Regions from separate parts of the Homo sapiens genome. Here region 1 is linked to region 2. A link is a loop called in an ENCODE intact Hi-C map of the cell type or tissue named here. Cell type or tissue: K562. All regions are shown on one strand. Links, peaks and the distances in the headings refer to the core of each region. The heading gives the core; the rest is flanking DNA. Region 1 holds the start of LINC02583 (long intergenic non-protein coding RNA 2583). Region 2 overlaps EPAS1 (endothelial PAS domain protein 1).

What was found. A loop is a pair of places that touch in the nucleus more often than their neighbours do. Peaks named below come from ENCODE experiments on the same cell type or tissue, not always from the same donor. Only the 100,000 strongest peaks of a DNase experiment are listed, where the experiment ranks them.
Region 1: it touches region 2 in a loop (1.9-fold over the local background); 1 of 110 quality-filtered maps calls a loop at or near these places.

What each region holds. Positions count from the first base shown.
Region 1 is chr2:46,421,864-46,438,634 of GRCh38, reverse strand. It overlaps LINC02583 (long intergenic non-protein coding RNA 2583), which reads right to left and starts at 9,445. Exons shown (of 4, transcript NR_103805.1): 1 at 9,356-9,445. RefSeq lists a silencer at 3,311-3,605 and an enhancer at 3,311-3,605. In K562, for the core only: a CTCF peak has its summit at 9,627 (motif pointing left); a DNase peak (open chromatin) is centred at 9,534.
Region 2 is chr2:46,309,676-46,326,446 of GRCh38, reverse strand. All of the region lies in intron 1 of EPAS1 (endothelial PAS domain protein 1), which reads right to left. Among named protein-coding and RNA genes, the nearest start is that of EPAS1, 21 kb to the right of the region's middle. In K562, for the core only: a CTCF peak has its summit at 9,556; DNase peaks (open chromatin) are centred at 9,736 and 11,086.

The DNA of each region.
Region 1 (16,771 bases), core at 7,280-12,279, 110 kb before region 2:
CCTCGTATACCCAGAAGAGAAATCAATGTTTGGGGTGGCTGAGGAGTGGGGAGAGTGCAATCAAATTGGCCTAAGCACAACAGATAGATAGCTGACATCTAGCACAATTCTGTACATTCTACCCAGGTGCCTCAGCATCCACATCAACTCAGCTCAAGGTTGCTATTTAAGTTGGGAGTTTGGCTTTGTTTACTTGTTGGTTTGTTTTTCATTTTTTTTAATGTGGGCTCTGGCAGGTCTCTACTCGAGCATGAGCTTAAGGAATAATTAGTTCCACACACTCTGTCCTATACTTGGTGCCATATTGATCTATTTACATTCCATCTGTGAATAAAGTGGTTTCATGTCTTCCCTTCCTGTTTGTATACCCTTTATTTCCTTATCTTATTGCAGTAGCTAGGACTTCCAGTATGATGTTGAAAAACAGTGATGAGATTGAACATCCTTGCCTTATTCCTGATCTTAGGAGAAAACATCCAGTTTCTCACTATTAAATATGATATTAGCTGCAGGTTCTTTGCAGATGTTCTTAATGAAGTTGATGTTTCCCTCTATTTCTAATTTGCTGAGAGTTTTATCATAAATGGGTGTTGGATTTTGTCAACTGCTTTTTTTTTATCAATTGATATCATCATATGACTTTTTTTCTTTCGCTTATTGATGCCTTGGATTACATTGGTTTTTCAAATGTTGAACCAGTCTTGCATACCTGGGATAAATTCTACTTGGTTATGGTGTATAATTCTTTTTATACATTGTTGGATTCTATTTGTTAATATTTTATTGAGGATTCAGATTGATCTACTTAAGCCACAGCCATGAACAAATCACTCTCTTGTTCTAAAGTATCAATGGTTTCCAAATGCAATCAAATAAAATCCAGATTTTTTAGTCATTCAAAGCCCTCCATAGCCTGGTTTCAATGTACCTTTCAGTGCTTCCCTTCCACTACATTCTGTGAAGTACCTTTATTTCTCTAAACTTTTTCTATAGTTTCTCACTTTCCTGTGTTTGAATACCCCTATTCCCTTCATCTGCTACTAGGTATAACTTTCAATTTTTTTCTACCCCAATTTTCTAAAATCTTATTTCTCTTCAATATCTAGCTTAAATAATAATAATTCTCCCATACTGGTAACTGTGTCTCTTCTTTTGTCTCTGTCTTCCGAAATACAGTATCTCATATATGAGGCACTTAATGTGCATTTTCTGAAATGAAAGGAACCTGGAATTTAACTTTGGCCTTGTTGATCAGAATATGACTCCAGTCTTTGCTTTTTCATTTTAGATATTGAGATCATCTAGTCCAGTTTTTCAATCAGGGTAGTGGTCCTCTCTACAATATCTCAGACAGAAAGACGTTTCTGTGATGATACTCACTACTTCAAGATCCATACTGTTGCTGGACTTTGTTAGGTAGTTTATGTGATATATTGAGCCAAACTTGGCCCACCTAGGATTTCCATCATTGATACAGTGGTCACTGGAGGAATGAAATGTTTATAGGGAGACAGCCTATAGAGTAGGAAGAATTTAGGCTTTGGCACTGGTCAGTCTTGGGATCAAAGTTTACTCTGCTACTTACTAGCTGTATTGTCTTAGATGAGTCTATGCATTTGCCAAAGCCTCCATTTCTCCATCTTAAAAATGGGGATAATACCTTTCTAGGAGAGTTAGAATGAATGACAAAATGTATGCATGAAATAATTATGTAGAGCTTCAAGTACAGCTCCTGGAATTAAGAAAGTGTTTGACAAATGGTAGCAATTATTGTTAAGCTCCTATAGTGTATGCAGTACTCTATTACATGTCATGGGGGAATTTATAAACTAATTTATAAGACTAATCCTTCCCACTTAAGGAACTTAAGGCTAATTTGAATTATGTCCCAAATTTGTTGCTAGAGATGAATATGAGGAGAAACGTTCCTTCACTTGCCTATGGGATGAGTCCAGGTTGGCAGGTGAAGGTTGTAACTTCCAATGGAGGCAATGTCACAGTTTCTTGGAATCAGAGCTGGTCTCCTAGAGTTGACTGATATATGATCAGTTCAGTTGAAGTTTCCAGTGGTGGTTTGGGAAGGCCAGACTGTTACTGTAATGTTTGTGTGGGAAGGAAAAAGTGAAACAGACCCGCAGGGTTTAATGGGTGAGCTGAGTGAGCTGTAGACAGTGGGGCAAGAAGGGAAAAAACAAATGAGAATTCCTTAGAACTTTCTTTTCACATCATTAGAAGACTTTGTGGGGACGGGTAACTATTTTCAATGATAACAATTCATAGTGATATCCAAACCTTTAAAAAACATTGGCACAGTCTCCCCCCTTCCTTCTAACAATAGCACTCTCATTTTATGAAGTTAATCATGTGTAGCTCATTTTGGTTAGGCCACGCAATATTTTTTAGCTGTGAACTGGTATTAGGATTCGAATGTCCTAGATGCTTTATTAAATGTTTTGTGGTCTTAGTGGGCAATTGGTAATAGCTGCTTTGAACATTTTCTAGGCTAACATGCTAGAGGGTTATCTCTATGACATACAATGTTTGGAAATTTGCCACAGGTTTGAATAGATGCAGAACTAGTTCCTGTGGGAATCATCGCTGCTCTTGTTGGCCCACTTTTTTGGTGGAGGTTCAGTGAATTTTCATGCTGGCTCCAATCCTGATTAGACTCCTTAAACTGACTAAAGAGGACGTTAGCCCCCACCCTCCACTTGGCTTATGGCCAAAGCATATCCAGTCTTCCTTTGACAAGAGCAATACATTGTGTGAATCTCAAGTTTTTGCCTGATAGTGTAACTTCAAACTCTGCAGCTCTATTCTTATCAGAAGCTCATTTTTTTAAAGAAATAATGTTCATAGAAGATTGCTTGAAGGATAAACCATTCATTTCTTTTTCCATATTCTACATGCTATTCTTGGGTCAAGAGGTACCATCAGATGGTTGCAGACTGGACTGAATTGCCTAGGTCTTTCAAATAATTCATTTGATTAATGGAACTTTGATGTGTGTTGTTAGTCTACATTGAGGAACTGAAACCTGCTATTGTATTCATTGTGGGTCTTTATGGAAGGTGGAAGTCATTCCAACCTACTACATTGGGGTGGGGGAAAATTCTCCCTGGTTTCAGTACCAGGACAACTTGGGCTTCACCTGGCATCTGTTGTTATCTTTTAGAAACCAGAAAACTTGTAATCAATATTACCCTCTGTGGATTTGCCACAGGAAGCACACTGTAAAATTTGTGGTCCTCTCTCTCTTTAGTATTGTGTCTTACTCCTTGTTTATCTCTTTTGCCCACTTTATTTTTCCTTTGGCCCAACTTTCTCATTGAAACAAAACTATAATTGAACTGCATGGAGATCTGCAGCTGCCATGAATTCCTTCATGAACAAGTTAGGGCAAGTCAGAATTTTTAAGAGCCTACTATCCCTTGGTGAAGGTCAGCACAGTATGTGGGAAATTCCAGAGGAGAGAGCAAAGAGGGGAGTATTTGCCTGAGAGAACAAAGATCAGCATCTGTTTGCATCTCAGCTCTGCAAAACCCTCTTCTAACCCTTACTGGTCACATGCAATATGCTCAAACCACGAAGTTTGTTTTTTTTAGGAAATTACGGAGGTGTTCCAGAAATGGAAAGTCTGCGCTAACTCTCCAGAAATCCAGTCAGACTTTGTGGGTGATTGGGGTCAGAAAGCCAAACACACCCTCTGTCAAGACTCCACAGCCCAGTTAGCTGTACCTCTGGGGGAACCAGCAGCTGCTCTGAGCACCCCTCTCCCCTTGCATGGCAGTCTCATGCATCTCTGGCTCGGCTCACATGTGCAGGTCTCCAATTGATTAACTTCATTTCATCCACCAAAAAGACAGGTGGGCCCTCGGTCTTGACACATTCCTGATGAAGAGGTAGAGGTTCTTGGGATGACTTACAGGAGAAGTCATGGCTTCCTCAAGCCAAGAAGGTCTTCTTTGGCTGTGGCCTCTACCCTTGGCTTCCCCCACTCCCCCGCACTCTGTGCTCTTTGCTCAGCATATAGTGACCTCCCCTCTTTTTGAACATTCAAGTGGTATACACGTCCTTCAACGCTCAGTTCAAATCCTTTCAGTTCTCTCTACTCCTCCAACAGTTACCCTCTACAGCTAGAATTTCTGCAGCCTTTGGTCTGGAGCATGCTTAGCCCTTAAATTCTGCTGTCCCTGTGACTAGGACATTTTATTTGTCTGTGGTTCCTCTCCAACTAGATTTTAATCTTCTAAACGGGAGCATATATATCCTAACCTTAGTCTTTTATTTCTCACAGACATTAACATGATTCTAAGCAACAAGAGTTACTAAAAGTCTCCTTCTCTTCCTCTTCTCCATCATCTTCCACCTTTCCATCTTTCTTGCCCCCTCCTCCTGTTGTTCTACACTGTCATCTTCCTATTCCTCCTGCTTTTCCTTATTAGCTGTATGTGGGACTCAGTATTAATCAGCTTTGCGTGCTGACAAGTAACCCTCATACTTCAGTGGCTCACAAAACATAGATTTGTTTCTGTTTCACGAATACGCTAGATTAGCTGGGGCCCTGCTCCATGTCTTCTCATCTGGGACCCAGCTGAAGGAGAAGCCCAGATTCAAGACAAGTGATGACCAAGGGAAAGTGTAAGAGAACTGGAAAAAACTTGCATTGTCCCTCATGCTTTTCTCTGTCATTTCCATTCACATCGTATTGGCTCCATTGAGTCTAGTGGCTGAGCTTGACATGGGCAGGGAAGCATACCCTAATTACAGGAAGGTACTCAAGTCACATGGCCATGAGTGTCTTGCAATCATCTCTCAAGAAAGGGAGCCAAGAGTTGGGACAATGGAAACATTTACTACAGATGACTTCTAGGTGCCTGGCTCTGCTTGGTGCATTACATGAGGCAATGAATGTTCAGTTCCAGGTACAGAAATTTTATGACACATTTTACCTCTATTCTAGTCCCATTTGAGCCCTATTTTATAATGAGGAAATGGAAACTTAGATAATTTAGGCAGCTTTTGAATGAATGTTTGTATTTCTTTCAGCTTTTCTTGCTGACTGCAAATGCCCAGGTCCCACCAGCATTTCTCTTCTCAAGACAGTGCTCCCTCCCAGTACCGTTCTTACAGTTTTCCACTGTGATCCTAAGAAAAAACGTCCTCAGTAGGTCTTAGCAGATTATTTATTAACTATGAGATGAAGAGAGTTATATCATAAACTTCTGGGCAGTGGCTCACACCTTTAATTCCAGCACTTTGGGAGGCTGACAAATTCTAGAAATGCAAGGTCTCGGAATTTTACCTCCCATGTATCCTTTCCCAGGAATTTACTGGAGCATGTGCTCCATCAAAACATTTGTGTCGCCTCTGTTCCCAGTGAGAAAGCAGTATGCAATAGAGGATGAGGGCCACACTCGGAGAATGAATGTAGTGGGTAGTCTGAGAGTGAAAGACAGCAAAGGCATAGAGCATACCAAGCAGCAGATAGCACTGTTTCCGCTCTCGGGTCCACATGACTTGATGCCAGACATTTTCCCCCAGTCACATGAACCAATATGTCTTTTCTTGTCTCAGCTAGTTCCAGTTTGATTTGTGTTCCTTGCATCAGGAGGAGTCTTGATCAACTTAATGGATATGACAGTTGCATGGCTTTCTAAAAATACCACTTTTGATTTGGATATGTTCACATAACTTTTGCAAAACAAACAAAATTCCTTCTTTCCTTCCAGAGAATCAATTGAGCACAAAAATGTGCTGTGTACAGTGTTTGATCTGGATAACAACAATGACAACGGATATCTATAGCAAGTTGTATTTCAATTTTTTTACCAAATTTTGCTTAGTGTAAAAAATAACATCATTAAATAAAACTTTTCAAAGAATAAGATTTATCTCTACTTCCATCAATGTATTTTTTTGCAGTTTCCTGTGTTTTCATCTGCTGTTTCTTCATATGCAAGATAAGGTCTTCCATGGTTGTAATCATGGTGTGCCCCAAATTTGGAACTCTACTTTTTCTCTATTAAATCATAAAATCTCCATTCATCATATTTAATTTCTGTATAATAGGGTTTTTTCAACCTCAGCATTATTGACATTTTGGGAGGCTGTCCTATACACTGCAGTATCCTTGGTCACTCCTCATCAAGTGCCAATAGAACTCACCCTCCCCCCAGGTTGGGACAACCAAAAATGTCTTCAGACATTGTTGAATGTCTCTTGGGGGGCAAAATCATCCTTCACGGAGAACCATTACTGTATAGTACTCCTTTGATTTGACACCATAGTTTTTTTTTTTTAACAAGTCCCCTATTTAAGTTACTTCGAATTTATTGCTGTTACAAATGATGCAGAACTAAAAGTTCTAGGTATACACCTTTTTATAATTCAAAATTGTTCTCTTGAGAATAAATTCAATATGGTCAAGGGGTAGAAACACTTTTGTGGATTTTGACACTCATTACTAATTTGCTTTTCAAAAGAATCCCACCCATCTTAGTGTGAGGAACAATGAAAGAATGTAATAGTTTCCCTGCCATCTTGCCAGTGCATCATCTAATATGTTGTAATTTCAGCATCATGTGGTGAAAGGAATCTAGAATTTGAAGTCAAACTGGCCTGGATCAAAAAGCCACATAAGCACTGATAGCACGTTGGCCTCAGGTAGTTACTTTATCTCTCAGCTCTGATGTTTGTAAGAGTGTTTGAACGATCTCTACCTTGCAAGGTGGTTGTGCTTAAAAAAAAACTGTTATTAACTGTCATTATGCACTGCTGTCCTGGATATTCAAAATACCTCTGTCTGTAAGGCAGGCAGTGGAAAATATAATTTCTGTTTTACAAAGGCCGGAGAGGGGAAGGTATTTATCAGAGTCACACAGGAGACGTGGGCTTCCACAGAGCCTGGAGGTTTATTGCGCCAGAGAGTTTGTTTCATTCTAGCCATCTGTATATGCCTCTACCAGGTGCCTGCCCTGCTGGAGGCTGTGGGGGTTGCCAGAGGAAGGGGTAGCAGAGATTACTGTCTGACACATGAAATTACAGGAGCTCCATGCCTGGTACTGTTAAAGATTCCCAGATTCTAGGGATTCTTCTCTGTCCTTCACTCCCAGGACCTCTGTTGTCAGCATGACTGGACAGCCCTATGCCTGACATATATCCTGATTCCCTTTACTCTCCCCAGTCAGCTCCTAACCAGTACCTTGCTTCTGCTGTCACCCTCCATAGTCCACTCTCCACAAAGCCTCAGCCTTAAACAGTAAATTAGATCATGTCATGCCTCTCCTTGACCCCTATAATGCCTTCCCATTGCACTTAGAATAAATACTAACTACATACCAGAGTCAGCAACTTACCCCAGTGGCTCTCAACCTTATGATGTAGCGTCACCTGGAATTTTTTTTTTTTACAGGTTTTAAAAAATAACCTTCACTTTTTAAAAGCTAATGTGTGCATTACAGGAAACTGAAAACCACTAGAAGCAAAGAACAAAGCCATCCACAATCACAAGCAATTTAGTTTCACATGTCCTTCTAAGTCCTGTTTGTGTAGATACAACATCCAACTTGATGGACTTGAGATCATATGTTATGTATCATGCCTTTTCACACATCATGAATATTTACCAATTCAAAATCTTAAAGCTATGTGAGTATTCTGATACTCAGCAACACATTACAGCAACTTCATCTGTTAGAAAAAATGTAATCCTCCCTTTCTTAGGACAAAAATTTCATAGAAGACCCAAATGACAACATGCCTCTACATAAAAGCATTAGCAGAGTTCTGATTAAAATACTGCGTTTTCTTAATGCTCAATTTAAAATGAAACATAAAGCAGCAGAATACACTATGTATAATGTTTCTAAGATAATTTCTCATATCTATACCATTAAAATATTAGCAAGAAGGTATGTTTCCTTCAAATTACTTACTGTATTCCTATAGTACAGCCAAAAGAGTTGCACATATATCAATGACTAGTATCAAAATGTAAACATAGACACATTTGCATACATCTCTCCCTTTATACTTCATTCTGCCCTTCTGCTGCCAACCTAATGAACAAGTCCTGACATACACTGCTCAGACGTGGCTTAACAATTCCATGTTCAAGATGCATCTTTTCTATCAGTTATAACAAAAAATATTAATAAATTGCCTAATTCACTAGCTCTACTTTTTATCATACATTGTCACTCCAGGACTTTCATAAAGCTCAGATGTTGCAAAATAATAAAACTTGTCCACAACAAACACAGGCACTTTACTGAAAATGCTCATATAGAGCTATGGGTATGAGTTTAAACCATCTTCTAGATATGGAGATACTAGCAAAGAGCCCTTTCCTTCATCCTTCCTCTTCTCCCTCTCCCACCATCCCAACGACTAAGGATACTACTGTGTTTAGCTCCAAGGGGTGGATTACCAAACTCAATCCCAGAAGACAGGACTTCCTATAAACAAACAAAAGGACATTTATGAAGGGATTGTTTTACGTTAGTCAACTCTATGTACAGTGGTGAGCATTAATAAAATGTACACAAAACAAAGGTTAGATTAGAACATGAAAATCTCTTCAGATATGACCAGACTGGCCTAGAACTTCCTTCTCAGGTTTTCTATGTCCTTTAACTCACTGAACAAACGTGGAAGCTTCGCTTCCAGAGGTGGTCTAACCACTTCAAAGTCACCTCCAGAAGACATTTATTTTTTATAATTTTTTTTTTGAGACGGATTCTTGCTCTGTCACCCAGGCTGGAGTGCAATGGTGCAATCTCCGCTCACTTGCACCCTCTACCTCTGTCTCCTGGGTTCAAGCGATTCTCCTGCCTCAGCCTCCCGAGTAGGTGGGATTACAGATGCCCGCTACCACTCCCGGCTAATTTTTGTATTTTTAGTAGAGACGGGGTTTCACCACGTTGGTCAGGCTGGTTTCGATCTGACCTCGTGATCCGCCCGCCTCGCCCTCCCAAAGTGCTGGGATTACAGGCATGAGCCACCGCGCCCGGCCTATGATTTCTTTTTAAACAAATGAGAATTTACAAGATGTGTGATTTTCTAACTCTGTCATACGTCGGCAACCTCTTCTCATCTAGAAAGCCTAGATGTGGAAAATGTTTTCTTTTAAAAGGTTGGAGGGAAGTTGAGAGCAACTTTTTCATGTTATATACACACAGGTTTTCTATAAACGGCCAGTAAACCTTCCCAAAGGGTGGTGGGCATGTCCAGCGGGCCAACTGTGGCCTGTCATCCTACCATTTCTCTTGCGACATAGAGGTCTGGTAGAACTAACACCAACCCGCGATGGCCACTGATCCTTCTGCTCACCCTCCTCCAGGACTTTGCTCACCTTCTGTGCCGTTAAGGCCTTTGTTGGTTGTCCTCAGGACTCAGTAGGTCTCCTTCAACTGTGACTGAGCAGTCTCTGCAGGCCTAGGCTTTACGTTGCTCTGTGGCCTAAAGAGGCCTCCGTAGACCCGCCCTGCCACACCCTAGGGGCCTCCCTGCCGCCGCCATGCTTCCGGCCGGCCACGGCAGCTGCCACTCAAAGGCTCTGCATCCGGGTGGCTTGGCAGGGGTGTCCTCTGGAGATCCAGCGGTCGGCGGGGTCGGCTGGGAGAGGCTGCCGCCACCATCAGGTCACCGAGGTGGGTTGAGGAATATGGTCGATGCTCCTTCAAGGCCTGGGTGTGGCCGGTGGGAGCCATAGCAAGGGCTCTGGGATATCTGCAGGGCGGAGGCCCCAGTCTGTCCTGGGGCTCCCCCAACTCACCCGTTGGCCCAGGGTTTGGAGGGCCCCAGGGGAGCTAGCCGCGGAGCTCAGAGTCTCACCGTGATCTCTGTCGGAACTCTGGAAGGCTTTTAAGAAATACCGATATCTGGACTTCCTACAGACTAATTAAACCAGGCATGTTGGTTTGTCCAGACTTTGTTAGCTCTTTGAGCCATTTTAGCATCCAGGGGTTCTTGAGGGTATGTGCCAAGACTGGTATTAAAATCCTTACTTTGTCAGGCTGAGTGGATTTCTGTTGTAGGTCTATGAAAAACCAGGAAATAAACCCATGCATTCATTAATGTACACATTCATTCGTTCCTTTGTATAGGAAATTCTCATTTATGTTCTTGAGTAAGATTGGTCTGTAATTTTACTTCCTTAAAATATACTAGTCAGGTTTTGATATCAAGATAATACCAGTCTTATAAAATCAGTTTTGAAGCTTGCCGTCTCTTTTGGTTTTATGGAAAGTTTATGTAAGACTGACAAAATACCTTAATTAAACCTAAGTTTATGGAAGACTGACAAAATATCTTCATGAAATCTTGGGTAAAGTTTACTTATAAGCATCTGGGCCAAGAATTTCTTTGTGGGAAGGTTTATATATTAAATTTTTTAAAATTATAATACTGTTTAGATTTGCTATTTCTTTTGGCAGTTTTGGTGAATTTTATTTTTCAAGAAATTTGTCTATTTCATCCAAATTTTAAAATTTATTTGTTTTAAGTTATTCGGAATATCTCTTATGAGATATAATTATGACATATCATGAGATATCAATGTCTGTTGGGTCTATAGTGATGCCCCTGTTTTTATTCATAATATGGATATTTGAGCTTTCTTTTTTATTTGAACACTCTCATCAAGATTTATCAATTTTATTAGTCTTTTTAAACAACTGTCTTTTGACTGTATTTATCTTCTCTAGTATAAAGGCTTGCCCTAAAATATGTGGAGTCTAGGGCAAGAGTATTGATGGAGTACATATATATCATACTATATATAAAAAAATATATATTCAGCCAGGTGCGGTGGCTTATGCCTGTAATCCCAGCACTTTGGGAGGCCGAGGCGGGTGGATCACGAGGTCAGGAGATCGAGACCATCCTGGCTAACACGGTGAAACCCTGTCTCTACTAAAAATACCAAAAAAAAAAAAAATTAGCTGGGTGTGGTGGTGGGCGCCTGTAGTCCCAGCTACTGGGGAGGCTGAGGCAGGAGAATGGCATTAACCCGGGAGGTGGAGCTTGCAGTGAGCTGAGATGGTGCCACTGCACTCCAGCCTGGGTGACAGAGCAAGACTTGTCTCAAAAAATATATATATAAATAAATATATATATAAAAATATATATTTATATTATATATATTATATATTTATATATAATACATATATTTATATTATATATAATATAAATATATTATATATAATATATGTATTTATATTATATTTATATAATATAAATATATATAATATATTATATATATTATATATTATATATATTATATATAATATATATTTATATTATATTTATATAATATATATTATATATTATATAAATTATATATTAAATATATAAATATATTTAAAGCCATAAATTAAGAAACTGTTGACTTTATCCTACCATGACAAAGCTATATAACTACAAAATTGAAAGATATTTAAAAGCTGTGGTTTTATATATGGCTAAAGCTGATGAAACATCGGAGATAACTGAATTTTATTTTTATTGGGAATATCTGTCTATTCTGTTTATGGAATGATAATGTTTCAGTGAAAATTTTATTTGTCTATATTTTAAATAAAATTAAAAATTATTTTAATTGAATTTTTCACAAAATTTTTGTTGATTGACTGTAATGTCAAATTAGACATCCTTTCCTTAGTCTTTGTGGTTATTTTAAAAATTAATTTTAATTGGAAAAACTTCTTTCTGCAGAGGCAGTAGCTGCTGAAATTGTCAATAAAATACTTAAAGCATTACTTTGATTAGGAAATGAAACAAAAATTTTACATGTAAATACAAACATTGTAATGTGGTTGCATGACAAATTATTACTGCTGAAATACAACAAAATATTTTGACTTCATCAAAAAATGCTTATCACCATCAATTTAAAGCAATATCTAGATCCCTACAGTAAGTTCTTTTTTCACACTTTTCAATGCTTAGATATTATAAAAACTGAAGGCAGAATTTATTCCACAATTTTTTCAAAGCTCCTTCAATCAAGACAGTACCTTGATCTATAATTGTCAAAAAATAGACTATACAAATTATTCGGGGGCTTATTTGTATGTGAATCCTTTCCTTCATATTCATACAAATGTTTTTGTTTTCTTTTTCTAATTTTCTCATATCTTATTGGAATGTCACTGTATTGCATATTTCTCATGTGTTTTCTTTTGGACTTTGAAAAATTATTTCTTCTAAAGTTGTTTTTTAAGTTTGTAATCCTTTAAAAAAAATACAGTAGTCAAATACAGACCTGCTTGGATTTTTTGGTGAGTTTTAAAATATTATAGTAAGCAAAAGTTCATACCAAACTGGATTTGCAAATTAAAAAGATCATTTTTAGTATTAAGAATCAATTCTTTTTTTCTTTTTTTCTTTTTTTAATACAGAGTCTCGCTTTGTTGCCCAGGCTGGAGTGCTGTGGCATGGGCTCGGCTCACCATAACCTCCGCCTCCCCGGCTCAAGTGATTACCCTGCTTCAGTCTCCCGAGTAGCTGGGATTATAGGCACCTGCTACCACGCCTGGCTAATGTTTGTATTTTTATTAGAGAGACAGTTTCACCATGTTGGCCAGGCTGGTCTCGAACTCCTGACCTCAGGTGATCTGCCCACCTTGGCCTCCCAAAGTGCTGGGATTACAGGCGTGAGCCACTGTGCCTAGCCAAGAATCAATTCTTAATATCAAAGACCACAGACCACAATGCACTTTATTTGAGGATTGTCTGTTGTTTTGCTTAGCTCATCTAGTGCATTTCATATCTTGTCCGATCAAATCTACTTATTCTAAGAACATTTAGTCAGTGTTTCCATTATGTATCTCAGGGTATCTGTGAGATCAAATTTTGTATGTGTTTCACCAAGACACTCCATATATAGTCTATAAATTATATATGAACATTTTTTGAATATCACTCACTTTTGACATGAGCCTGCTTCTCCTAGGAACAAATTCAAACTGTGGTCCTGTATAGCACAAATAATGCTTTTAAATATTTGACCACAATTCTGGCTCATTAATGTTTTTTAATTTACCAACCATATTAGTACCTTTATTAAAGGCTTACTCTAGACAGTCTTTTAAAACAATTCCTTCATTGAAAGTAGTTTCTGTAGTTTTTTGCTTAAGACAAAACTTGTACTTTTTACAGCAGGTGAAGAATTCATCAATTCCTGGTTTCCCTCTTCTAGTAGTTCATCAGTACAAATTAAGGATATTGTTAATGTAACTTTTGTTCCTGTTATAATCTAGTTGAATGAAGTAATTTTCACTTTTATTTTATGCATTTATTTTATGTATGATTTCATTACTTTATTACCTATTAACTTAATCGTTATCTCATTTATTTCTCCATCTTACATGGTAACCAAAGTTTCTAAAAAAAAGTTTCACTTCTATATCTTGCCACTCTAGCACCATTTCAAAATGATTTCCTCCAAACCTATACCTTGTCTTTATTTTTTTTTAAATATTACGTAATTAGTACCCTGAAGAACTTCAACTTGCTTGGCTAAAATAATGAGACATAATTTTATTCTTTTCAGAGGATCAAAACAAGTTTGTTTTTTTTTGTTTTTGTTTTTGAGATGAAGTCTCCCTTTGCTGCCCAGGCTGCAGTGCAGTGGCGCAGTCTCGGTTCACTGCACCCTCCACCTCCTGGGTTCAAGCGATTCTCCTGCCTCAGCCTCCTGAATAGCTGGGATTACAGGGGCCTGCCACCACACCCAGCTAATTTTTGTGTTTTTGATAGAGACAGGGTTTTCAGTGTTCACTTACCTTGATTACTATCACAGGTTTGCTGTTAATTCAGCCTTTTTTTTTTTAACTTTTAGTATAATAGTTGCATGCGTGTCTTTTGTGTGCAAGTAATGTTTTCTATTAACCAAGAACCTAGGTCTCTCCAGTCACAGGTATTTTATTTTCATGGTCAATGCTAATTTTGAATATTGATTATAAAACATAGCAATAGTTACAAAATTCTTCGTCTACATTTCTCCATTTGAAATAGTTTTGGTGTAGAATGAAGTGTTAAATATTCTTGCATGTTCATCCAATGGGAAGTTGTAAACATTAGTTCATGTCAGACTGTGTTTGAGATACATTCTCTTGCTGTGAGAAACACGTGACTGCTGTTTCCTACAATCATTGTCCAATAAGCAGAGTAAAGCCATGGAGGTTTCTTTCTTTTACATGAAATATACCAATTCTAAAACATGATTTTCTTTTTGTAATAGAAAGGCCAGAGTGTAAGTTTTTAATCCTGAGTTGTGCATTAGATCAATTGTTTTCATTGTCACTTTAGTATGAAGTCGTAAGAGCTTCATCTGACTTGTTCGCATTGCAGATTTGACAAAAATAATTTTCTTGCTTGTTTTTATTTTGATAAAAAATTATGCTAATTTTTTATTATGTATTTTTCTCACATTCTATTTCGGGTCATGTTTGACAGAGGTCTTTTTACTTTCATTGTTTCCAGTATTAAAAACTTAACAGATCACCACTTGGGATATTTTTCTGTTACTTTTTTCTCTAATTTTTTTTTTCCTGAGTTCTACCTTGCCATTTTTTATCTCTAGTATATCTTTATTTTTACACCTCAAACAGCTAAAGCATTTTAAAAAAGTTTTTAATGTGCTCAGGTATCTGAAATTTGAATATATCTTCATTAAAGATTCTAGCTAATATAAAAAATTAAAAATTATCTTTCATGAGTGTTTCAAAAATTGTATTTTTTCTATTTATTTATTTATTTATTTATTTATTTATTTATTTATTTATTTATTTATTTATTTATTTTGAGATGGCGTCTCGCTCTGTCGCCCAGGCTGGAGTGCAGTGGCGCGATCTTGGCTCACTGCAAGCTCCGCCTCCTGGGTTCACGCCATTCTCCTGACTCTGCCTCCGGAGTAGCTGGGACTACAGGCGCCCGCCGCCACGCCCGGCTAATTTTTTGTATTTTTAGGAGAGATGGGGTTTCACCGTGTTAGCCAGTATGGTCTCGATCTCCTGACCTCGTAATACGCCCGCCTCGGCCTCCCAAAGTGCTGGGATTACAGGCGTAAGCCAGCATGCCCGGCAAAAATTGTAGTTTTTCTAAACTGTGCAAAATTACTTACTGAAATAAAAGGTAAAATACAAGCTATAATTGAACTATCAAAATTCTAAGTAAAAATAATTTAAATCTGAAACATGCTGGGTGTAGTGGCTCATGCCAATAATCCCAGCACTTTGGGAGGCTAAGGCCTAGCCCAAGAGTTTGAGACCAGCCTGGACAACATGACAAAACCCCCTGGATGATTCTAGCATCCAGTGTCCATCTAGTTGCCAAGATGAAGAATCAGAATTACATTTCATGCATATTACATCTAGACCCACATATATACAAATTTAAGAGTAATATGAATGGTTTAATATTGCAAAATGCTCCTCAGCCATCATGAGCAAGTATTGTGAAATTGGCAGTAATTTGTGAGTACTTCTGGAGCCATTAATTGGAACATAAAAGGAGCAAGGAAATGAATACCAAACACTGCTGGGAGGTAATTTTTTTTTTTTCATGTAAGAATCTATTGAATTCATGCTGAGACTTAGGATTTGGAAAGTTAATTTCTCTTGTCTTTTACCTAAGTGCTTTGTCACTTAAATCCTTTCCACATTCTAAGGAAGTGTCCATTTCTGATGTTTTGGCAGTGGCAAAACCCATAAATCTTTCTGGCCTGATGGGTAGAAGAGATTCCCTGGGGGTTTGAATGCCATTGTTCATGGGATTATTTAGATTATGAATTGTGTTGTGACGGGGCTGAGAACCAGATCCTAAGTGATGGAAGTTACCATATGTTCCTTAATAAATTGTGTGTGGGTGTGGTGCAAGGTATGGATGGAGATTCACATTTTCTGCATATGGATATCCAATTGTTCCAGCACCATTTGTTGAAAAGACAATCCCTTTTTGTCACTGAATTACTTTTGCATTTTTGTCAAAAATCAATTGACCATAGCTGTATATGTCCATTTATGGACTCTATTTTATTTGATTGATCTGTTTTTCTATTCTTACACTATATTATTATTTTTTTTACAATGTCTTTATTGTAGCTTAATAATGTCTTGAAATTGGTTTGTATAAGTGCTCCAACTTTGTTTCTAGTTTTCAAGGTAATTTGTGTTATTCGAATTTTAGAATCACTTTACCAATTTCTACAAGAAAGCAAGCAGGAATTTTAATTGGGATTGCATTGAATCTATAGATCAGTTTTGGAGAATTGGCATCTAACCAATATTGAGCCTTCTGATTTATGAACAGATTATTTAAGTTTTATTATTATTTTGTCAGCATGTTGTTTAGTCTTCAGTGTATAGGTCTGAATGTCTTTTGCCAAATGTCTTCCTATTTTATATTTTGATACTATGTATATGTACACACACACACACACATATATATATGTGTATATATATGTAGAGAGAGAGAGAAAGGAAAGAAAGAAAGAAACAAGCAAACAGGGTCTTACCCTGTCACCCAGGCTGGAGTGCAGTGGCACCTCATGGCCAACTGAAGCCTTAACTTCCTGGGTTCAAGTGGTCCTCCCATCTCAGCCTCCTGAGTATCTGGGACCACAGATGTGTACCACCATGCCCAGCTAATTTTTACATTTTTTTTAGAGATGGGTTATCATTATGCTGCGTAGGCTGGTCTCGAACTCCTGGGCTCAATTGATGCAACCATCTCAGCCTCCCAAAGTAGTGGGATTACAGGCATG
Region 2 (16,771 bases), core at 6,856-11,855:
GTGGGAGGCTCATCCCCCAGGCAGGTGATCTAGCCACTCCTCTCTGCACCTATTCATCATGGTTTTTACCCCCGTTTTCTTTCACTGTGTACAGAAGACTGCATCCTGGCGCCCATACTTAAGCCACTCCAGGAAATCTTGATAGTCGAATTCCCTTGTTATTAGGCAGTTGAGATTGGAAGCTTAAAGAGAAAAGCAGATTCCCCACTCCCCCTGCTTCTCCCAAGAGCATAAGTTGGTTCCCTGCTGGTGGGAGAGTCAGCAACAACTACAAGATTCTAGTGTTTCCCAAATTCACACAGGAGGGAGAACTAGGCTATCCCCAGGGGCAACTGATGCCTAGAAGGAACTGATCCAATCCCAGCAGCACAGAATCATTTCCATTTCATATTGAATGTCACTGTTTTCTCAAATATTCAAAATAGCACCCATGCTATTCCAAGGTTTCCCCTTATGAAGAATAACTGGGCGCCATAATTATGGTTTTCTTTGCAGGAAGTGATCACTACAGCTTAGCTACTTTCCCTCTTCAGGATTTAAATGGGGTGAAGGTAAGGGGCTTTCACTAACCTTGCATATGGCAGCCTTCTGTTTCTTCTTTGTGTCCCTGTTTTAAAAACAAAAAGCCCTAACATGAGTTCTAATGATCATCATGGTAATAGGATTTCAAGTTTTTCGCCAAATTTTTTATCCATGCAGCAGCTATGGATGAATATAAAACACCCTGGAAGTGAGCGTGTATGTCCCAATGGAGCTTTCCTGTTGGCAGGAACAGAGAAAATGGTCATGGAACTCCTCCTCCAACACCTGCCTGACATCACCAGCACAAAAGCCAGAATTCTCCGGCTAAGCAATGGAAAGGTTGACTAGCTACCATACAATTACCCTGCACTGATCTTATCCCGCCTGGATTCTCAGTTGAACTACTAGGAGGTCACCACCAAAGTGAGTCATGTCATCCTTCGCCTGCCTACAGGATATTCTAACACTGAGGCTATTAGGGCTTTTACCATGAATGAAGGACACCCTTTGGTGCCTCTCCTAGTCCCTCAGCCTCAAGGAAATGCCCACATCGGCAGAATTTTTCTTTATGCTCTTTTGTATGTTCTTGCTCCCATCTGCAATGGATAGGACAAAACAGTTCTCTCCCCAAAAGGAACTATCTAAAAAATTCCCAAGGGCAGTAATACTCTAATGTAATACAATACTGGTTTTAAAATCCCATATTATCTAAGACTCTAACCTAGAACATACAGAGCACTGCCCACTGGAGAGTACTGGATCCAACAAGCCCAAGGGAACCTTCCTCACCATGCTTTTTAAGCAGGGAAGTGGATTCCTCCCAGGGTCCTGTCCTCAGGAGATTTCCCTGCTCCATCTGGAAAGGTCAGCTCACCCTAAAGATAAACTGGACCTTTTTTCTTCTCTTTCGATGTTAAGAGCTACACAACATACTTAAATATTAAACAACATCTCTATCAATGGGGAACTGCCCAGTCCAACAGTATAGCAAAAGCCTGTGCCCAAGCTGGGTGAGATAGAAGAAAGAAAGGCAGGCTGTGAGATGGGCTCCAGCCCAATTCGTTTTCAGTGTAGAGCAGAAACACCAACCACTTCTGGACTTCTCTATTCTCAACATTTAACAAAACAGCTCCAAATGGAGGACTCTGTCTCTCCTGTTAAGCCTTTTATAAGGTGCAGTTAGTTCCCCACTTACGTAACTGCTTTTAATAATGTGCCTTGAAAACTTGTACGGAAAAAGTTTGGCATCTAGGGGCAGCCCAAGGATGAGCGTTTTCATCCTGGCCAGGCTGCCACAGCCTTGCCCCAGTCTATAGGGCATATCACAGCCAAACAGGGACATAAATGCTCCCTTTAACTGTGTCTTGGTTTGGCCAGAGATGGCCTTAAACCAGTCTGTTCTCAGGGTTACTGTTCCCTACCTCCAGCATGCACCTATGCTTTGTATTTTCACAAGCAAGATTTGTAGTTTTGGATGATAAATATTTATTGGGCATCTATTGCCCATGGGCCTTGCTAAGAACTGTGGGGTGTGCAATTCATATAAAAACATAATTAGGGCTGGGCGCAGTGGCTCACACCTGTAATCCTAGCACCTTGGGAGGCCGAGGTGGGCAGATCACAAGGTCAGAAGATCGAGACCATCCTGGCTAACGTGGTGAAACTCTGTTTCTACTAAAAATACAAAAAAATTAGCCAGGCGTGGTGGCGGGTGCCTGTAGTCCCAGCTACTCAGGAGGGTGAGGAAGGAGAATGGCATGAACCCAGAAGGCGGAGCTTGCAGTGAGCCAAGATCGCACCACCGCACTCCAGCCTGGGCTACAGAACGAGACTCCGTCTCAAAAACAAACAAACAAAAAAACCATAATTCACCCTGCCCTTGCTTTTAAGCTGCACAAACAGCAAATGAGACAAGAGGTTGCCCTATATACACAGTAGCCATAGACTAAATATTTGTTGTTGGTGGTGAGACCAGACATTGTATGGGCTGGCAGAAACACGCAAAAGATCATGGTGGGTTATTTCAGAAGACAGGAGAATCACACCCAATACAGTCAGTTTCCTTTGATTACTCATGTATATCTTTGCAAAATTCTGTTTTGGCTTCCCTGTGGAAAACAGATGAGCAAGTGACCTAGGGGCATAATAGTGGCAATATCTGATACAATTCACAATTTTCAGAGGAAAAAAAAATATTACTTTCTTGATGAGTTTGGTCAGTTTTCTACCAGTCTCTTATGCCATAAGAAGAGAAGCAAGACATCAATCTGTGGATGACTTTGGGACTCAGAGAGCCTCTGTAATGTGTTTTGGTTTGGCCAGAGATGGCCTTAAACCAGTCTGCTCTCAGGGTTACTGTTCCCTACCTCCAGGATACACCTATGCTTTGTACTTTCACAAGCAAGATTTGTAGTTCCGTATGATAAATATTTATTGGGCATCTACTGCCCACGGGCCTTGCTAAGAACTGTTGGGTGCGCAAGATATATAAAAACATAATTCAGTCTTGTTTATTCCTCCCATCCATTTGTTAAAAGACCTCATCAGGTGTGGACACAGTTGCCTTTGGCACCTACTTTATTTTTCCTTTCTTAACAACTGTTTATTGATCACTATTTTATATCCATCACCAAACTTAGTGCCAAAGAGTAGAATAACTATTTTTAGAATAAAATGTAGCATATATGAATTAGACAAAATATAGCAGCTTAAAAAAAAAGTCTCCTCATTAACTTCGTCTAGATTTTTACACTTTTCAAGGGTAACGGCCCTGTGTTGCCTGTGTGCTGAGTGTAGACTCTAGTTATGATCCGTGAGGTCGCCATGGGAGTGCTGTGCTTCACACAGCCTGCAATCTACCACGCTCTTCCCTCCTAGGCAGATAAGACTGGAGCTCACACAAGGTTTGTTTTCAGCTGTTAATAGATTGATTCCTTGGTAATGTCTCCATTTTAGAAAGGCCATACAGGTTAGTACAGAAATTGCAAACTTCAGCTCCCACTGACGGGTAGGTTTGGCTGTCAGGAGCAGTGTGTGAAAGATTCCGAGGACATCTCTGGGCTCAGAGGTGCTGTGATTGATTAATATTGCCTGTCGTGGGGGTGGACTAAGTGAGGGAAGCACAGGTGGTATCTATGCCTTTGCCATCCCTGATATAATGGAAACAGCAGAAGCTTTGGAGTGAGGCCTCTCAGCTTCAAATCTGGGCTCTGGCTCTGTGTGCAAGAACTGAGGCAAGTCATTTGGCCTCTCTACATCTCAGCTCCTCATCTATAAATGGGAATAATATCTATTTCACAGGCTTGATGGAAAGCAGTGGTTCTCATAGTGTGGTCCAGGGATGAGCAACATCATCATCATCTAGGAACTTGTTAGAAATGCACACTCTCAGGCTCCACCTCAGACCTGCGGGCCGAGTAAGAAATTCTAGGGATGAGGTCCAGTAATCTGAGTTTTAATAAGCCCCAGGCAGTTCTGATGCACACTAAGGTTTGGAACCCCTGTTGTTAAGAGTCACAAATAAGTCCTGCGGCACTTACAAGGATAGAAGTTATGTTTTATCAGTCATGACTGATGTAGTCATCTGCCACACAGTGACTAGCAAAGTGCCAGGCTTATAGCAGGTGCTCAATACATTCTAACTTCTTTTTCTTGTAAAAATATGAGCTGCCAGCATAAGAACCTAGCGGGTGGAGAAGAGGAGGGGTTTGTATATTGTTTCAGGTGGAGAAATTAGCTAGTGCAGCGGTTCAAAGACTTAAGCAAATGCTTGGCAAGATGTCTGGGAGATTTCCTCCCCCAAGAAGAAGGAAGAAAGTGGGCCCAGGATTCCGTAGTAGATGACAACAATAATTATTCTCAGGGAAGAATTTCAGGGAAGGGTACCTATACATCACCCAAATCAGTAGGGATTATACAGGATAGATCCAGCCCACAGCAAGCTTGCCTTAAACCTCATTCAGAGAGTTGAAGTTACTTAAGTCCCAAAGGCCTCTATTTAAAATAGTTTCACATGCTCCACAGCACGAACTGAAAATAGGTCTACTGAGGTGCCTGTACTATATCCTATATGCCAGTTATTATATATAATAACCTTATGGTGCCTTCATCCTTCTCTCCCTGACACCTTTCACTCCCAAATATCATTATGTTGATAGTCTTTGTTTGCCTCACAGGTGTAAACAATGGGGCAGTGATTTCCATTCCCACACAGGCTGTTGTGGGGGTGCGGGGGTGGGGTGGGGGGCAAGGAACAGGCAATATGTTTATAAAGACAAATCACTGATCATTAGGAAAATGTAAATCAAAGCCACAATGAGATACCACTTCACACCCACTAGGATGGCTGATATCTAAAAACAAAAACAAAACAAAACAAAAAACAGAAAATAACAAGTGTTAGCAGGGAAATGAAGAAACTGGAACTCTTATGCATTGCTCGTGAAAATGTACAATGGTATGGCTGCTATGGAAGACAGTACAGCAGTTTTTGAAAAAAATAAACACAGAATTACCATATGATCCAGAAATTCCACTTCTAGGTCTATATCCAAAAAAACTGAAAGCAGGGACTCAAATTGTACACCATGTTCACCATGATTCACAACACCCAAAGGTGGAAACAACTCAAATGTCCCTTGACAGAAGACCAGATAAACAAAATATAGTGTCTACACACAATAGGATATTATTCGGCCTTAAAAAGAAATAAAACTTTGAATACATGTTGTAACTTGGATGAACCTTGAAAACATTATGCTAAGTGAAATAAGCCAGACATAAAAGGACAAATACTTTATATGTCTATATATACAATCTACTTGGAATAGTCATATTCATAGAGAAAGTAGAATAGTGATTATCGGGGATTGGAGCATGTGGGGAATAAAGAGTTATTATTTAATGAGTACAGAGTTTCCATTTGAGATGATGAAAAAGTTCTTGAGCAGTGGTGCTTGTAGCCCAACAATATGAACGTACTTAATGCCATTGAATTGCAGGCTTAAAAATAGTTAAAATGGTAAACATTTTTTGTTATGTATATTTTACCACAATAAAAAACGATTTAACCACCTTAACCCCACCACTACCAGCAAAGGAAAACGACAACACAATGCAAAGCTTCTACAGTACTCTTAAACTAAACTCTCACACAAAGTTAAGTATCTTGAATAGAAAGGACTCCAAAACCTCTCCCTGCTTAAAATCTAAGATGATAATGGCACGGGCAGACAGTTTTCTTAATTTACTTTCATCTGCCACACTCCAAGCATATCTGCTGTGAAAAAGAGACACAGCTGAAAATGGAGATTTAGCTCTGGCTGTCCAGTGTGTTCACCCAGTGGCTTCAAAATCCCTATTCTCCTTTCCGTTAATGAAGGTTTGCTTCGATCTTTCCATTAGCCCACAAACTGCTATTAGAAAAGCCATTTATCAAATTAACACTGAGCACTGCAAAAGTCATCTGCAAGCGGCGTGCACTTTTCCACGTAGGAGTTGCTATGCCAACAGCTGCTCCATGTGCATTGTACAGAAGTAGCCATTTCAACAAAGTCCTGTTCAACAATTCCCAGGACCAATTAAGTCTTACTGTCCCTTTGCACTCCCTAAATGTGTACACATGGCAAGTACCCTACCAGAATCGGGTAATGACCAACTAAGGGAGCAATTACAAAATCAACAAATTTCCACACACCGAAAACTTTGAAAAGCAGGCAACAATTAGTTTCTCTCTTTAACTTTTACTCCTAGTCCCATCCTCATTCCTCGGGAATAGAGTCAAGGAATTTGGTGTAATAAGAGTCTGGCCAGTAATTCTAGAAAAAGGAGTCCAGGGTGAATAAATTGAAGGAGAGACTGTAATTATTCAGATTGTTGTAATAGATCATTTGCCTGAAGAGCAGACAACTATAAACAAAATGAGGCAAAAATCCTCGCATTCTGCCGTTGCCAAATTTTGTTGCAAATTTTTCTGTTCGAAGATGCCTGGGAACTCTTAAATATGTTTAAACTGACTGGCATTATCATGCTTTCCCACATAGACAAGAAATCTGAAAAAGAGAGCTTTAGGAAACGATTTGTCTTGACTAAACAGTAAACTTTACAAGCAATTCCCAACCACAAGCAATCATCCCCAGCCTCATACTATCACTTCTGATTAAATCAAACATTCAACTCAATTTAAAAATGAATCAAAGAAAATAAGCAAATACCGCAGGCACCTGGCTCCAAAACAAAGAGGAATCACCATTATATCAAAGTTTACTGTAAATCTATGCCACACTTCCAACCACGATCAGCAATGGAGGAGAAAAAGCTAATCACAAGCCTTAAAAATATACAATTTCCAAGGATGAGACAGAAACACTGATAGCACCTTTTTCAGCTAAACTAGTTGGATTTTTAAAATAATCTTCCAACTGTCAGCAAATCTGAATGATACTTTCTTTAAAGTTTTTAACATCATGAAAACAACTGTATAAAGAAGAAAGAGTGCCTTTTTAAAGATATAGATTGTGTCATAAAATTTCAGGAGGACAATAACCAATTAAAATTAAAAATGGAGCTTATTTGAAATCTTGGTCACAGGAATACCACTGAAGAAAAACTTGTTCTCCCAGCTAGCAGCTCCTGGCTCAAAGCATACATATGGGCCACACTGGAGGATCATTTTACCCAGGGTAAGGTCTGGCCCAGCCCTGGAAGCTGTCATCATTGCAGCCTCTTCCTATGTAATCAAGTGAATTATTCTAAGCCTAGAGAAAGGCCTACATGGCACTTAACCTTTTATTTTGCAGCTATTTCTGGGGCACCATAGCTAACACACTGGTCAGAAATATAGAAAAGATGCCGCTTTTCAGATAACACATTGGTCAGAAATATAGAAAAGATGCTGCTTTTCAGGTCTGAAAATAAGCTTGGGCTGGTTATAGCTTGTTTTCTGAGCCTGGACATGTCAATGAATAAGGGTTTCACTATGATACCTCTATAAGTGGAACTTAATACAACTATGTATTAAATCTTTGTAACTTAGTAGCAAGAGATAGTTCTGATATATTGCTATATAGAAAATGCATTTCACAATAGCATGTAACATGATAATGCAGGCATACCTCATTTTATTGTGCTTCACAATTAATACTATTAATAACTAATAATTAATGTTGAATTTAGGGAAGACACGTCATGTGAATTTACAAGTAGTTCTGCTACAACATGGCATATGAGCTCCTAAAAATCACCACACTATGCAAAACTAAAAACCACAGAGCTTACGGGAAAGAAGAGGTTAGGGTACAACACTCAAAAACTTTCTCAGCAACACAAAAACAATATGGGAACTTAATAAAAATGGTAGCACAGTTTTACACGTGTTAAATGGTTAAGAAACACAGGCATGCCTTGTTTTATTATGCCTTACTTTATTGCACTTTGCAGATATTGCACTTTTTACAAATTGAAGGTTTGTCAGGCAAGTTTATCCATGCCATTTTTCCAATAGTATGTGCTCACTTCATATCTGTGCCACATTTTGGTCATTCTTGCAATATTTCAAACTTTCATTATTATAGCTATTATTATAATGATCTGCGATCAGTGATCTTTGATGTTACCACCGTAATTGTTTTTAGGCATAAACTGCACCCATATAAGACAGTGATCTTAATAAATGTTGTGTGTGTTCTGACTGGTCCAGTGATTGTTCCTCTGTGTGCGTGTGTGTGTTTGTGTGTGTGTGTGTGTATCTCTCTCTCCCCCTCCCCAATCCTTCCTATTCCCTGAGACACAACAATATTGAAATTAGACCAATTTTAATAACTCTACAATGGGCTCTATGTGTTCGAATGAAAGGAAGAGTCACATCTCTCACTTTAAATCAAAAGTTAAGGAATGATTAAGCTTAGTGAGAAGATCAAACCAGGCATAATATTCCCTTAAGCCAAAGTCTAATCCAGAGCAAGGCCCTAACTCTCTTCAATTCTAGGAAGGCAGAGCAAGGTAAGGAAGCTGCATTAAGAAAAGTATGAAGCTAGCAGAGGTTGGTTCGTCACATTTAAGGAAAGAAGACATCTCCATAACATAAAAATGCAAGGTGAAAGAGCAAGTGCTGATACATAAGCGGCAGCCAGTTATTTAGAAGATCTAGCTAAGATCATTGATGAAGGTGGCTACACTAAACAGATTTTCAGTGTAGATGAAAGAGCCTTATGCTGGATGAACATGCCATCTAGGACTTTCACTGCAAGAGGGGAGAAGTCAATCCCTAGTTTCAAAGGACAGGCTGACTCTCTTACTAGGGACTAATGCAGCTGGTGAGTTTAAGCTGAAGCCACTTATCATTTACCATTCTGTAAGTCCTAGGGTTCTTAAAAATTATGCCAAATCTACTTTATTGGTGCTCTATCAGTGGAACAACAAAACCTGGATGACAGCACATATGTTTATGTGCTCGTTGTCAATGCACCTAGTTACTCAAGAGCCCTGATGGAGACGCACAAAATTAATGTTGTTTTCATGCCTGCTAACACAAGATCCATTCTGAAGCCCATGGATCAAGGAGTAATTCTGACTTCCAAGTCTTATTCAAGAAATTTTGTAAGGCTATAGCTGCCATAGATAGTGATTCCTAGATGAATCTGGGCAAAGTAAATTGAAAACCACCTGAAAAGAGTTCACCATTCTAGATACCATTAACAGCATTTGTAATTTGTGGGAGGATGTCAAAATATCAGCAGTAACAGGAGTCTGGAAGAAGTTAATTCCAAACCTCACGGATGACTTTGAGGGGTTCAAGACTTTAGTGGAGGAAGTAACTGCAGATGTGGAAGAAATAGCAAGAAAACTAGAAGTGGAGCCTGAAGATGTGACTGAACTGTTGCAACCTCATGATAAAACTTGAACAGATGAGTCAGAGCTTCTTACAGATGAGAAAAGAAAAGTGGCTTCTCAAGATGGAATTTGCTCCTGGTAAAGATGGTGTGAACACTGTGGAAATGACAACAAAGGATTTAGAATATTACATCAACTAAGTTGATAAAGCAGTGGCAGGGTTTGAGAGGATTGACACCAATTATGAAGGAAGTTTTACTGTGGGTAAAATGCTATCAGACAGTATCACATGCTGCAGAGTCTTTCCTGAAAAGAAGACTCTATTGATGTAAAAAACTTCATTCTTGTCTGATTTCAAGGAATTGCCACAGCCACCCCAACCTTCAGCAACCGTCACACTAATCAGTTCTGCAGCCACCGATATGGAGGCAAGAACCTCTCCCAGTAAGAAGATTATGACTCACTGAAGGCTCAGATGATTGTTAGCATTTCTTTTAGCAATAAAATATTTTTAAATTAAGGTATAGACATTGTTGGCCAGGTGCGGTGGCTCATGCCTGTAATCCCAACACTTTGGGAGGCTGAGGCAGGCAGATCATTTGAGGCCAGTAGTTCGAGACCAGCCTGGCCAACATGGCAAAACCCCATCTCTACTAAAAACACAAAAATTAGCTGGGTGTGGCAGCACATGTCTGTAAATCCCAGCTACTCGGGGGTGCTGAGGCACCAGAATTGCTTGAACCCAGGAGGCGGAAGTTGCAGTGAGCTAAGATTGCCCCATTGCACTCCAGTCTGTGCAACGGAGTGAAACTGTGTCTCAAAAAGAAAAAAAAAAAGGGTATGTACATTGTTTTTTAGACATAATGCTAAAATATAAACATAACTTTCATATGCACGAGGAAACAAAAAAAAATCATGTGACTCGTTTTATTGTGATATTCACTTTACTGTAGTGGCCTGGAACGAACCTACAATATCTTAGAAGTATGCCCGTATTCTGTAATTATATATCAATATTCATGATATAGAGAAAAGTATGTTCACCAAAGAGTTAACAGTGGTTATCTCTGGGTGATGGAATTTTGGTGATTTTTATTTTTATCTCCATGCCTTCTTTTACTATGACTTTTTATGGGGAACATGTATATTTTTTATAATCAGAAGAAAACAACTTAGCAACTTTAAAAATAATTTTACAGGAGAGACAATTCATGGAGATAGATGTGTGTGCACATGGTCCCAGGGCCTTCCCAACTCCCCTTGTGCTATAATCTTCCAAAGAATTTGAGGGGGCTCTGCCCCTCTTGCCCTCCACCCTCAGAGCCCAGAGCACCCCTGGGTGACGTTTGCAGATCCCTGCCCTCCCTCTACATCCTGCCCTCGGTCCAGCAGTGTGAGTGAGCTGCTCCTGCACTGGGGCCAGCCATTCAGGGAGCAAGGAAATATTATGCAAGAGCACAGGAAGTCAGAGGAGACAGGATTCTGGGCAGGCCTGGCAAGGAGTCTGTGTGAACTCCAGTGAACAAGCAGACTTTGCTCAGTGGGGCCGAAGCCAGCAGAAGGCCTTCCCAGGGCAGCAAAAGGGAGCCGTCCACCTCATGTCTCTGGCCAGTGGGCAGCCATCCAGAACTTGATGTACCTGATGTGAGGCAGATAAACCCAAGTCTCAATATTTCTACTCTTCTGGCCCAAGTTCAAGGTGACTCCCCAACACTTATGCACTGTGACTCACCTCCGTCCCACAGTATGCACCCCCGCCCCCTCTGTACAACATGACTTCATTCAGTGATTTTCAAACCTGCTCCTCTCACGGCCATCAGCTTTCCGGCTCAGTCCGTTCTCACTGTCTCAGAGTGAGGGACACAGTTCCTCCGGGTTGCCTGCATGGGTTGCCTCACATCAGTATCAGCCCTGAAAACTTCAGATACGTTCATGTACATGTATATGAGTCACAGTGGCCACAACCTCTTCTTTTGCAGTAGTTGATATTTTGGAAGCCCCAATCCAACTGGCAGGGCAGAGATCATATCAGCCATCTAACAGAAGTGGAAACTGAGGCACAGAGGGAGTGCAGTGTGACCTAGTTGAGGGTGCTCTCCGTCACCCCAGCAGCCTGCCTCCTTCTCCCTGGCATCAGGAGATGGAGACACTACCCCTCCTGCAAGCACAACTATCCCTTTTTGTAGAAACCACTGGGCAGCCCACCTTCTCGTACCCCAGCCCACCTCCTTCTTGAGGGTGGTGGTCTTGCTGCTGTCATGGAAGTGGGTTGGGCCATGCCCAACAGCGACTTCCAAGTCTCTGCCCCTCTATTCCAACAGAACCTCCTCTTGGAGAATGGGGAGTTCCTTCCTCCAGCTCCCGACCAATCATCTTTAATCGTCCACCTTCCTTCCCTCTAAGGGAGCATGTGAAAACAGGAGTCAGGACGAGGCTCCACTTGAAATTTATTTCACAATGGAGCTAGAACCCTATTGGGGATCTCTGAGCCAATTTTGACTGGTTCCCACTTACTAGTCCATTGTGAAGATGGGGAAACTGAGGCCCAGAGAGATCATCCAGCTGATTGGCACTTGCCTTTGCTGTCTAGCAGGCTACACAAACAGGACGTTTTCCTGAACAGAAAGGACCTAGATCTGAGTGGAGAGATAGCCAGGGCTGGGTAGAAATGGGGCTGTAGTCCTAGGACCCACACTCCCTTTGGCATCTGTGGAGGTACAGGCAGTGGTGTTTCAACACGCAGAGCCAGCCATGTAGAGAGTGACACCGACCCAATCACTGCCCCTGACCTGACAATTGCTAATTGTGGTAAGAACCGACAGTGGCATTCTCCTGGGACTCTCTTGTGTATTTCCAGACGCCACCAACACACAATGGCCTCTACTCCTCCGGTGTAAACATTGCCAAATAAGACAAACAATAACATCACCACGACAGAAAAATAAGGTGCCAAGAGAGACAGCATGGGTCTGTGGAAAGAGTCTGGGTCTGGGAGCTGTTCAGGTAGGCACTGCCACTCTCTGGTTTTGTGATCACATTTTTGTGCCTCAGTTGTTTCATCTATATGACAAAAATGACAAAAGCTTCAATCTACATCAAGAGCTTTGAAAAAAAATTAAGCACTGAACAAATATAAGAAATAATAACGTTGAAGACAAAGACCTGACAACCTCAGATTATTTCACTTAACAAACATTTAAGGAGCACCTCCTGTGTGTAGGCACTGCCCCAAACCCTGAGGATATGGCAGTAACCATGTAATGCATGGTCCCTGCCTTCATGAAGCTTACATACTAGGGGGCAGCAAAGGTGACAGATGATAAGCAAATAAATTATGACATGTGGGGCTGGTCACCGTGGCTCATGCCTGTAATCCCAGCACTTTGGGAGGCCAAGGCGGGCAGATCACCTGAGGTCAGAGTTTGAGACCAGCCTGGCCAACATGGTGAAACCCCATCTCTACTAAAAATACAAATATTAGCCTGGCATGGTGGTGCGTGCCTGTAATCCCCGCTACTCAGGAAGCCGAGGTGGGAGAATCGCTTGAACCTGGGAGGTAGAGGTTGCAGTGAGCTGAGATCCCGCCATTGCACTGCAGCCTGGCGACAGAGTGAGACACTGTCTCAAAAATAAATAAATAAATAAATAAATAAATAACAACATGTGGGAAGTACTGCTAAAACAAAACAAAACAGAACAGGAGGGAGGTTAACTAAAGGAGGTGAGAAAATGCTTCCCTAGGGAGGTGATATTTAAGCTGAGACCTGAAGGCAGAAGTTAACTGGCCAGCCTCATGGGTGGGGCTGAGGGATGAGCAAGCTTAGGCATTAGGGGCATCAAAGATGTTACAGATGAAGGATCAGAGGCCAGAGCTGAGTGGCCTGTCACATCTCATGGTCAGTATGTAGCACAGCCAGGCGTTTGCACTCAAAGCCTTTTTCCCACTTCTAGTAACACCGGAAGGACAAGGTATCTTTTAGGTGTCAACATTCGCTCTGTTTCTCTGCTAGTAGCTGTCTGACCTCTTAAAGACCTTGGGCAAGTCATCTGCTTTCTTTGGGAGCCCACAATTAGGTCTTGCTCATAAGATGCAAAGCAACAAGTAGGACCTGAGCAGACATGGTACAGATGTAGCTCTTTAGGTTTAGAGATTTGGGTGTGCTGAGTTGAAGGGATATTCCCATTCTCGACAGAATCACATCTTGCACAAACCACCTCCATCTCCACAGGGGAGGGAAAAACAGGCCAGATGTAGAAAGGAGCATAACTGGTCAGACCCTTTATCTAGAATCCTGGAAGTGTCCTTGGTCTCTTGGGTATAATCAGATTTCCTCACATCTCAGGGTATGGGCAAAAATAGAACTGATACCCAAAAATCATTATTAGTAAAAACTAATAATTCTGAAAATCCCAGCCAGGTAAGAAATTTAAAGGCCTGAGAGCAAGAGTCCCCTAGCTTTTCCTAAGGCTGCCTTCCAACTGCAGCCAAATCACATCAACAGGCAATAATGTGCCTAATGATTATATTGCTGTGCTTGTTAATAATGATGCCTTGAAGGTCTGCCCTTTAAACTTTTCAAAGTTCTATTGAGATAATAGTTGCAAAAGTGATTTTTAAAATATAATAGACTTTAAAAATGCATGGTTTTATGAAACTCTAGCTCATTTCAAACTCATAATAGTACTCTGAGAAAGCAGCAAATATGTCTAACCCCACTTAGGAAAGGGGTTAAAGAAAGAAAGGTTAAATTACCTGTCCTAGGTCACACACATCAGAGAAAGATCTAGAAAAGTCTTTCAAACTCCTAGAGACTTGAGAGCTCCTCTGAACCCCATGTGGAGGTAGGCTTTGCCAGGGACACAAAAAAAGAGAAGGTGACTCGGGAGCATTTACAATCCGTTTGGCAAGATAAAAGCCAAGAAACACAGAACCCTGTGGTCATCCCAACGCTAATTTTGGAGGCAAAGAAATTCAAGTGGGTGAAAGTTTGTCTCTCTCCAAAATAAACATGTACTGTGCCTTGGCCCTGAAGATCTAACTCAAGAAGAATTAAGTTGTCGTCATTGCCCTGGTAATATTTGGAGCCATACAAGGAGATACAGGTGGCCTGGAATCACCAAGATTATGTTGATTTGGGTATGGAAAATGGTTTCAAATGTGCTCAAAAGAGATGACTCAGGAACAAAGGGATCAATGCTCACAGTCACCCAGACTCCTTTCTGCCTGGGTTTTCTGCTCACCAGGCTTTCCCAAGGCCTTGGGCTGGCTGGCGGCCACAGTGACCACACCACCCTCAGGTGTGCCCATGTCTCAACATCTCACTAGCCAAGGTGGGGAAAAGTACTTGCTAGGAGTTCAGCAAAGGCAAAGTTGGAACTTTTCAAAAGGATGTTTTACTTTAAAAAGGAAGAGAAAAGGAAATGAACACAAAGGAAAAGACGTGGATATGTTCACAGGTTTCACACCCTAACAGATATCTAGTCACAGGTTAGCTTGGTAGGACATCTTCCTTTTCCTTCTGGAGGTCCACCTGGAGCTGTGAGAAGGTAGATGCTAGACTCAAATTTCTAGCCATGGCAAGATTTGGGTAAACAACACTTTCTAGCCTAGGGGAGTTCTTAGGAGATTCTTGAAACTAGTCCCTTAGTTTGGGCTGCGCTGTGCTCCAAAGCTCTCTGGCACCTGCAGTCTTTTCCTGGTTCTGACAGTCCAGGCTCCTTTCCACCTAACTGTAGAGGGCCCTTCCCTGCTCTCGGGCCTGAGGCTCAGCAGCCTGCACAGAGTAGGCAATGAGCAGAGAATGACTGTGGAGCGAGTCATTGAACCAACCAATCCTGCCTGGGCCAGGCAGCAGTTTCCCAGTTTTACAAGCATTTATTGATTACTAGAGGGACAGAAAAGGAATAAGAGGCCAAATATGCTGGGTGCAGTGGCTCACGCCTGTAATCTCAGCACTTTGGGAGGCCGAGGCGGGTGGATCACAGGTCAGGAGATCGAGACCATCCTGGTTAACACGGTGAAACCCCGTCTCTACTAAAAATACAAAAAAAATTAGCTGGGCATCGTGGCAGGCACCTGTAGTCCCAACTACTGGGGAGGCTGAGGCAGGAGAATGGCGTGAACCTGGGAGGCAGAGCTTGCAGTGAGCCAAGATCGTGCCACTGCACTCCAGCCTGGGCAACAGAGCGAGACTCCGTCTCAAAAAAAAAGGCCAAACACGCAGTTGTCATTGTGAGGTTAAATTCTAAGCCAAAAGTACTCAGGAGTTATATAGCCTCCCTCAAAGTACCGGTGGACAGAATGAGCTAAAGTGACTTGGATGAGACCCGCTGGCCTCTACTGGTCCCTGGAATGGAATCTTCTCCAGTGACTTGGGATCTCTGGCCAAGGCCTGGCCCACAGTGTTCAGGTATGACTTTAAGTGTTTCTAAATTCCTCCAGGGGAAAGGTTACACCTGCTCGAGGAGGGAAAAATCCCCAGCTGCTCTACCCAGGTGACTTCAGGAAGACGGCTCCTTTTTTCCCTCTTCTGGTGGTATCATCCCAAGAACTTGAGTTAGGGCTTTAGGGAGTGTTGTGACCAAACACTAGGAAAGGAGAAGGTCAAGGAACAGCTTGGTCGCAGTGCTTTGTACAGGGTGTGCAATGAACAGTTATTGGTAGAAATTGATCAAAGGGATGGTCTGACTTGGATTTGGCTGTGTCATGCCCTACAGATAGTGGGATATTGAAGGGACTGTTCTCTTTCCATAATGGTTAGACTCAAAAACCTAGAATCCAGAATGAGAAAGGGACAGAATGAGAGCCTTATCAAATAATGAGGGGGACAAAGGCTTTACCATCAGAAAGAGAACCTTATCAAATAATGAGGGGGACAAAGTCTTTACCATCAGAAAGAGAACATGGGGATGAGGGTCACTGCTATTTTAGGATACAGCAAGCTGTCCTCTTCCAGCTCCCACTCCATGCACTAGGAGACTCAGACATGGCGTTTATTACCCTGAGAAGTGGTACAGGCCAAAAAGAAACATATATCAGAGTGATTTGGGCACATTCACACATGCCTGATTTACTAAGGGCTAGCAGGGGAGGCTTTGAGGTCAATATTATAGAAGACAAATCATGGCCTCCTCCAACCACCCACTTGATGCTCACACTAGAGCTAGGCTTCTGGTTGGAGGGCTAATGATGGAGATGCCCTGAGCAGCTTCTCATGTGCCAGAAGAGGCATGCACTGCTCCCATGGCCCCAAGGCAACCCAAAGATTCCATCACAACATGACTCAGGAAGGCCTGCCCCTAAACTTCCCAACACCAGCCCAGGCCTGGTCCTCATCTCCTTTCTGCTAACAGAGCTCCAGATCCAGCCCTGGAAGGAACTGGCTCACCAGTCCTGGCCTGCACACTCTGTTTATTGCTG